Linked DNA regions of Mus musculus: region 1 is linked to region 2. The links are chromatin contacts, found by Hi-C or POLR2A ChIA-PET in ENCODE. All regions are on one chromosome and are shown on one strand. The core of a region is the stretch at or near the end of the contact, and the rest is flanking DNA. Distances in the headings are between cores, read along the strand shown.

What was found. Hi-C counts contacts between places; a loop is a spot of excess contacts on that map. ChIA-PET counts read pairs that join two places held with the same protein, here RNA polymerase II (POLR2A).
Region 1: a map of regulatory T cell shows a loop between it and region 2 (6-fold over the local background). The contact joins the promoter of Pstk here to the enhancer-like site in region 2. A Hi-C loop is called at or near these places in 1 of 37 maps with a recorded cell type or tissue (regulatory T cell). POLR2A ChIA-PET finds 5 or more read pairs at or near these places in 1 of 5 experiments (embryonic stem cell).

The regions. Positions count from the first base shown.
Region 1 is chr7:131,368,614-131,373,002 of GRCm38, reverse strand. It overlaps Pstk (phosphoseryl-tRNA kinase), which reads right to left and starts at 1,857. Exons shown (of 6, transcript NM_001039534.1): 1 at 1,614-1,857. The coding sequence starts at 1,829.
Region 2 is chr7:130,647,658-130,652,242 of GRCm38, reverse strand. The region is part of intron 3 of Tacc2 (transforming, acidic coiled-coil containing protein 2); the gene reads right to left. Among named protein-coding and RNA genes, the nearest start is that of Gm39098, 4.0 kb to the right of the region's middle. Within about 2 kb of position 2,827, at least 1 of the 3 ENCODE cell types and tissues checked has a DNase peak (open chromatin) inside an H3K27ac peak, as active enhancers do.

The DNA of each region.
Region 1 (4,389 bases), core at 608-3,107, 720 kb before region 2:
TGGGTGCGTGCATGCAGGAATATATGAGAATGAAATCCCTTTATATAGGAGACCAAAAGAGCCACAACCAAGATCCTGCTGGATTAAAACAACCTAAGCTATGCCAATGTTGGTTTGTTCTTGGAATGAAAAGGGATACCAACCAGTAAGACAAGTCCATTTGAAGGTCCTTTGGTCAAAATTTGAAGACCTCAGGCCAACAATTGGATTGTGAGATTGGGAAAGATGGCAGAAACAGAAGGAAGGAGACAAGGAGCCTGAGAATACAGGTAGTTTTGTGTTTTGAGGGATGGTGAGAGGAGAGTGGTTCTGCAGTCAAGACTGGAGGAGATACAAAAGGGCAGGAGAGGAGCCCTGCTCTTGCCCTATCTACAAAAAAGTACCCCAGATTAACCCAGAGAAGGAAATGTGTGTCACTGCCTAAAGGGTGGAGATTTTCTAACCACACTGACCAAATAAGGCCTGGGGTGGGGGGCGGGGGAGGGAGTGGAGAAAATAAAAATGCAGTAATAAAGGCGAAGGCAAGCCAATCCTCATCAGTAACCATTATCTTCCTCCAACGTGGCGGGAGTCCTACCTACAAGTTACCCAATTACAATGCTGTTGTTGTCCTCAGAGCCAAAGCAGAAGCGGCATCTTCTGATGAAGAAATACATGTTTCCCACATTCCAAATACACTGAGGCTTTGCATATACTTATCTTTGTGTGCGGGTACTCTGAATATACTTAGAAAATGTAGTCATCCTATTTGCCTTAAATTCATGTAACTTTTCTACACCTGAGCACTAAGCAACAAATGTAACAATTTAAGATGTCAGGAGATATCTGCTTTAGAGTTAAGTATGCAACTGGAGACCGGACTCTATTGCCATGTAGTCGGCTTCCAGCAGGGGTGCACCTCACTGGGGTGTAAATGCAAGGATTAAGGAGTATATACTTGGCACATACAATTCAAGCTTATCACTCCACCTGGCTGTCAACCAAGAAATCACCACGTTTTTCAATACTATTGGCAGACCAGGCCCTTGGTTTGGTAAAACTTTCCTGGAGGGACCTAGCAATTTTGTTATTTATCACTTGTATTCTTTATTCTCATGGGGAGTTCCAAAATGGTACAGAGCTACAGAGCTCCAGTCCTACAGATTCTGGTTTTAACCTTTTTTTTTTTTTTTAAAGATCCCTTTCTTTGCCTAGGTCCTAGGCGCTACGGAGAAACTACCAAGGGATTATTATCAGGGTGTATCTGCCTAGGATGTCTACCTTGTACACTAAATGTAAAACTTCACTCTGCCTTAGGACTCTTGTACGGGAGGGGTCTGGGTGATCCTTGAGCTCGGGAGTTTGAGACTAACCCAGACAACATAGCTAGGCCTTATCTTAAAGCTCCACTGCATAGAATATGCAGTATGTGAACGTACCAAATTTGGCATAAACACCTCTACAAAGCTCTGACCATATTATTCCGAAAAAGGTCTACAGAGCGGAGCTAGCCAGCTCCCCTAGCCACCGGCTCCGGTCAGGCTTCCCTTCCCACCCAGGCACTGCAGGATCCACCCACAGCCTCACCGCCTGGGCCGAGCCTGCAAACCCGTCCGCCCCCACCCGATGCTGACCCGAGGCTGTGTGCCATCGCAGTCCGGGAGCGCAAGAGGCAGCACATCGTCGTAGGAGAGGACGCCCACGGCCCAACCCCGCTCCCGCCGCAGGCGGAGGGCCAGCGCACGTGCAAAAGTCGACTTTCCGGCCGCCGGCAAGCCGCAGAGGACGCACAGTCCTAGTTTGGGCTGTCCGTCTCTGCGAGTGGCCCCACGAGCCGCCGCGGTCTTCATGCCCTTGCTGCAGTCTCCAGAAACCTTTGCGCCGGGTGCGCAGGCGCAGTGCCCCAGCACCACGCCGCGCCCTCTGGCGACGTTGAGGAGGAGCAACAAGCGAGGATGCGAGTCCAGAGAAGATGCCTTAGTCCAGGCTGCTACTCAGGTGGCCCTCTGGACCTTGTGAATAACATGTGTCAGCTGTCCCTGACCCTAGTACCCTAGGCCAGGTGTCCTTGGCGCTTCTTTTCATACTTTCTGGACACTTTAAGGGTCCCAGAGTTGGGTTTACTCCAGATGTTATCAACTTCCCTGCCCCACCTTCAAGCCATTAGGGTTTCCTGTTTGGTTTGGTTACGTTGGGCATCCTCTGTACAAAGAGAGACTAGAAACCTTTAAAGGAAGGCTTTGAAAGGTAAAGTGCGGGACATCAAATAGGCGGTGAAGCGAGGACAGCATATTTCTCTCTCTCTTTCTGGGCTTGAAGGGAGCAATGGTTGAATATTCCTGAGTCCTGGGCTGCCAGGTGGCAGCTAGTGGGAAGAAATAGGACCGGAAATGCACATCCTTATCCCCAATACATGCTGGCAGAAAACTCGGATTATAGAATTTTTTTTTTTTGTAAATATTAGCGAGCTTGGAGTTGGGGTATGATCCCAGCACTCAGAAAGGAGCTGCGCATAGGAGCATAGCAGCACACAGGAGGAGCAAGAGTTTGAGGCAAGCCTGTGCTACAGGAGACTGTGTCAAACTCTTTACCCTTCCTAAAAACACAGACTGACAGACCTCAGAGAACTACCAAATAAAAATGTGTGAGAGGGGTGTGGTATAAGAAAAATAAGCTTTTATGGTACTTTTTATTCATAAAAGATGTGTTCAAACTGTAGTCATCACTCAAGAACAAAATCAGTGCGTGCTGAAGTGAACTACAGCTGACATAAGAAGGGTGGTACATGCCTCTGGAGGGGCAGTAAGGAGAGTCATGGTAAGTTCAAGGCCAGCTTGGTCTACAAAGAGAATACAAGACCAATCAGAGCTACAGTGTGAGTGAGACCTGTTCTCAAAAGACCAAACAAAAATAAGAAGCAAAACCCAGAGGAGAATTGGCTGCTAAGTGTGGTGTGGTGCATGATGAAGTGCATAACGTTCTCTGTCTCTCTTGGTTGGAGAGGAAAAGCTCTTCCTCTCACATGGTTGCCATTGGCCCAATACAAGGGCCTATCCTAAACCATTTGCTTCTCTTCATCCTTCTCCATACCCACACAAGTTTCCTTGGTTTTTCAGGCAACAAAATCATGGCTATTTTGGGAGAATATATATGTGTATATATATATAATATATTTAATATGAAATATTATATATATATAACACATTCAACTAATTCTTAACAAATCCTTTATTCTTGAGAATTCCACACAGGTATACAATGTAATATGAATTTATTTATCCCTACTATTTTCTTCTTCTACCATGTACCATGTCAGAAGGTGTGAATAGCAAAGCTGCTTGTGCCTGTAACCCAACATTTCAGGTTGGAGACAGGTGTACCCAGAGAGCTGTGAAAACCCGGGTGAAACCCCATCTCAAGGCAACCGACAGGAATGGCTTCCCTCTGCCCTCTGTATGCACTTGTGTAACTGGACACACCCCGTCAAATGCTTGTACCATGAACATACACTATATTTCCCTACACGATGTTCAAGTTTACATCGAGGTTCACTTTTCAATTGTATATTCTTAGTTGTACTTTGAAGTGATAGCAAAACCCAAGGCTTCACATATACTCAATAATTCCATCAACTGAGCAGTAATGTCTAGAAATTATTCAGGATCAGTCTACTTGCAATCATTACAGATTTAAACATTTATTGACCCTAGATCAAGTTCATTACTTCAAAAAAAAAAACTATGAAGTTTGCTCTCCTCTTTTCCACTAAAGTAATAGAAAGCACTGTTGTCTACCCAGTTAACCTGTTTCCCTTGGTTCTTGCCTCTTCTTTACCCTCAACTTGCCAGCTTCCTCCATTTTCTCTTCAAAATACATTTCCATCTTCAGCCACCAAATTAGTTATGTTTCTCATTACCCACAAAAGGCAGTTTGAGCTTTTGTTTTGCCTCGGTGTTCAAGGGTACAGTGGGATGTGGCAGGAAAATCATGTCAGCAGAAACATGATGCCGATTGCCACATTGGATCCACTGGAAGCAGAGGAAGATGAATGCTGGTGTTCCAGTTGCTTGTTGCTTTCAATTCAGTCCAGGACCCCAGTCCATAGGTTGCCCTCATTTGGAGTCTTTCCACTTTTGTCATCCCAATTTAGAAAGCTCCTCACATAAACAAAAGAAGAAACTTAATCAGAGACTTGCCCAGAATCACATCTCATCAGTGATCATAACAGGTTGGCAATATTAACAATCACAGCCATCTCTCATTCCTGGGCTCTACAGGTTCCTAATACTATAAATGAAACCACTTCCCCTAGATATGCTCTAAAGTTTGTAATGTGTCTCAGTCTGGATAAAGCCAGTGGGTGTCCAGGATAACAGCACATATCAAATGCATTAACATTACCATGGGTAT
Region 2 (4,585 bases), core at 1,578-4,077:
CAGAATTCAAAGGGAAGAGTCACTGGGGATTGGGTAGAGTAGGCACGGACTTCAAGTAGAGCCCATGGTAAAGCTCTGAACCCAGCCGGGCTATTTACTAGCCATGTGTAATCTTAGGCAAGCTCATTAAATCCTTATGACCCTGTTTCTGAAGCTGTAACATAAGGATGAAACGCATCACCTGAAAAATCAAGAAAAGGCACTGAGCACGCAGCTCAGCCGGGAGAATGTCCGTCCGCCTAGCATGTGCAGAGCCCTGGGATCCATCCCCAGCACAGCAGAAACTGAACCAGTGGCACAGGCTAATCCCAGCGCTGGGAGGGGAGGGGAGGAAGGCAAGAGGAATAACGATTCAAGGTCATCCTCTGCTCCACAGTGAGTCAGGGGCTAGCCTAAGCTATTTGATGACTCTGTCTCAAAAAACCAAAACAATGTGAAAAGGAATAAGAACAAAAAATATGTAAAAGTCATAGAATCAAAAATAGAACGGTGACTGTCAGATAGTGGCGGGGAAGAGAAGGAGGTAGGGAGGGAGGGAGGGAGAGAGTGAGTGAGAGTGTGTGTGTGTGTGTGTGTGTGTGTGTGTTTAGACTGACAAGGTATGTATGTGCCAGGGATCGGACCACACCACAACAGTATCACTACAGCAACCCTGCTGACCTGTACACTTGGCAGCACAGTTAAGATGCAAAACTTTACACCAAGTGATTTGTTTAACCACAGTTTAAAAACATAGGTTATCAAGGCATGGGAGGGAGCATAGATGAGTAAACCCAGGATTAGGAAGGTGGAGGCAGAAAGATTGTGAATTGGAGGTCAGCCTGGGCTACATAGTGAATTCCAGGCCAGCCTGGTCTATTCAATAAAATCCCTAAGAAAGGAATGGCACTTATCTCACCATGGGTCATGGCTAAGCAGGAGGTAGGTATCATATGTATACAGGAAAGTGGCCCCCAAAAAACTATATTTATAGCTGTCTCCCTAGATCTTTCTGGCTGCCTCTTTGGGCAGGCCAGAACCAACACCCTTCTAACTTGCTTGAGCTGAGAACAGGCACCCATCCCAGGAGCAATGAGCTGAAGGCCGGGCAGAAGCCTCCAGTATTTTTATGTAGACAGGAGACAACTTTGAAATGAACAAACAAATTAAGAATTTATCAGAATCACAGGTTTTCTCTGGTTCTAAAACCACACCAGCAATAAAATTACTTGGTTTTCTCCTTGTCACACAAGAAGGTTCCATCCTTAAGTGAAGTAAATACTTCTCCGAGAGACGAGAGGGCCTATTCCCTGACCCAGCAAGGAGCCGCTGGGGAAATGTTCTACGGAACTCTGAGTGATGAGCTCAGAGAAATATGAGGCAGGGTCTTGTCAGACTTCAAGGACAGACTTTGAGCAGGCAGATCACAGGACATCCTGGGAACAGAGCCTGAGATGCAGCTTTGGCTAAAAGCCCTGACTTCTCACTTGGGCCTATGCTGTCTGTCTTGGCTGGAGTCATCTCTGGATCTGATTCCTGCTCAACTCCACAGGTAAACATGCGACTCATTTAAGGAGCATCTGTCTGAAAGTTAGTTACACAAGGTTGATTGGTACTAAGTTTACTGGCCCTCTCTTGGCCCACTTCAAGGCCGAAGACACCAAGAAAAGCCTAGGATATTTTCCAAATGCCAAGAACACTGAGGCTTGAAGGCAATCACCCCAGAAAGCAATCATCTCTTCTGAAACCAAAATGTTCCCTCAAACCATGGGAGTCTCCCCAAAGCCAGCAGGACCTCACAGAGCCAGATCTGATCTTAGGGCTCTGGTACTATAAGCAGGTATGTTTAGAAAACAGACTCCTAGGCCAGGTAACTTGGGAGATGAACACAGTTCAGTCAAGTGGAAGAGGTAACATAACATGGCCTTTCCCTGTGGTGGGAAGAGGGGAGCTGGACAACCAAAAGCCACAGAAGCCTGGGGCTAAGGAAGGGCTGCGTGCACAATACCAGGAAGAGGGGAATAGATGCAACTGAACGGAACATTGTCCAGAATGTGCTCAAAACAGGTATGATTGAAGCCTCCATGCCCTCAAATCCAAGAATGGTGATCGCTTGCTTTTAAGTCTAAATGGCAGACACTGAGATGGCTCATGGATTTGGGGGGGGGGGGGGGCTACTACGGACATGACCCCAAATGAGAAGAACCAATAGGGCTGAAGACAGTGCAGAAGTCAACCAACGGAGCAACAGCTTTCTCTTTCTGTCTCTTTCTACCCAGATTTGTCCTCTGTGAGCAGAATCAGGTTCCACACACTTTATTTGGACCTCATCTAGAGAAAGCATACAGGATCCCAGCTACCTTGCTCCTAGAGAGTGAGGCCAGTCAGTAGCTTCGAATGTGTGCGGCCCCTTGCTTACACTTTACAATAATACCTAATAATAATAATAACCACAGGCTATAGCAGATACCAGGAAACATACCGCCAATAAGCAGGCACCTGTGAGGTAGAAACTACTAACACAGGGTACTGTTCCTTTGCAAAGCACTCTACAGTTTGCCAGTGTCTTCATGTATGCGGCTTCACCAACAGACCACAGCTCCATGAAGCAGAGGGGCCAGGATAACTACCCCTACTATTGACTAAAGAGAAGAGGCCCCCTAGATGGTCCATGACTCCCCCAAGGTCACACAGCTGGTAAGAGGGGAGGCAGGGCTGGTACGATTGAGTCTTTGTCTCTAAATCCTTGGCAATCTCTACACTGCCCCTCCCGCCCCAGGGGAAATGAGTCTCGAGAACTTTGCTTTCTCTTAACTGGCACGCCTGAATCCATTAGCTAGACGAGAAGCTGAAACCCTGTAACAGAGTACACAGGGGAGACGGAGAGCAGGGTGGTGCTGAGCCCCTCCCCCACGTCCAGAATGGAGCCTCCACCACCAGCAATTACTATGTTTTCTGGAGACCATTGCTCTAATTTTAGAGGCCCTGCCTGGCAAACCTTTGTTTCTCCTGAGTCTTTGTTTTCATGCCTCTCACGTCTCTCAAATTATTTCATAATCTGTTACAATGTTTTGTCATCCAAGGGAGTCGCTGTGAAAATGATTGTTCAGATTATAAACCAAGGTCTGTGACCTCACTGGGGCAGAGGCAGCAAAAGATCCATCCCCAAGCTGGGTTTCACAGACCTTGGTCACAATGGGAGAGACCCAGTGACCTGGCTGTGAGCCTTCTCTTTCTTAGATTTGCTCCTCTGGACAACCTCAGCCACTGACTCTGTCAACTTCTCAAACTTTCTGATTGTCTGTGCGCAGGTGCAGGAGTCTGCCAGACCCAACCATGATGATCCAAGGACCGTGTTCTGGGCCAAGGGACCAAATCCCAGGAAAACACACATCCATGTGCACACATGCATGCCGATGCTCTCCACTACACTCTCCTTGTCTGCTAGCCCCATCAGCATCTTGCCAATGCTCTCCGCTACACCTTCCTTGTCTTCTAGCTTCATCCACACTACAGCTTAGAACCTGGCTGCCATAGATAGGTTTGTTTCCACATCCTCCTAAAAAGTATCTTTTGAATTCCTGTGACCTTGGCAGAGTCCTCCACTTAGGCCACTACTGCTACTTGGAGTAGCAATTCCCGATTCCCGGTTGTTCAGGCCTGTCCCATGCAAAGTGCCCTTGACCCACACCCACCATGTGCCTATAGTGCACTTGGTCACCAAGGCAACCAGAAATACCCTTCTGTGTTTCTAGATATTCCTTCCAAGGGGTGCTGACCCCTATCAAAGTCTGCCCATCAGATACAGATGCACCTGTGCTCTCTCTCTCTCTCTCTCTCTCTCTCTCTCTCTCTCTCTCTCTCTCTCTCTGTCACACGCATGCACACACACACATGACCTTACAGTCTTGAAGTCATTCAACTGCCACCAACCACCCCCTCTCCAGAACCCTGCCAGTTTTTATGGAAGTAGTTCTGTAAACTAGATGCTAGATATGTCGTTTCCTCATGCAGAGTCTGTCTCCATAGAAACAACAAACAAACAACACCAATGCAATACCAAATAAAACCAGAGGCTGCCTGTGCTGTGACACCTACACAACCAGGTCAGGAGTCTGGGGTCCTGTGTTGGAGCCCCACTTTGGAATGCAATCCTAGTTGAGACCCTGCACGTCCATGCTTCTTTTTCAAATCTGTTACGGGAAACCTTGATCTTAAAGTGTCCTTTCAGTTTAAATAGTCCATGCACTGGCAACAGAGGGGAAGGACTAATTCTATCTAGGTTTCACAGAGGCCCCAAGAACTGATCTGCAGACTTCCGTAAGCAAAGATGCCTGGGTATGAATGACTGGAATATAAGCAGGCCATACTCCATGAACATACTCTGAGGCTTGAGCTAACTGTTTCTTTTAAGATGGGTCTTAAATGCTGGCTACCATATTCAACATACCATGCCACAGAGCTGTGATTAAGGGCACACGGCACTGCACCTAGCTTGGGACCTAACGTTTGAGTGGCATCAGAAGAAGGAGGTGGCCTAGAGACTGAGTCCACCCTAGTGACTGTATAAGGGGCCAGCTGCCGGATTATATCCTGCTCCAAGTCT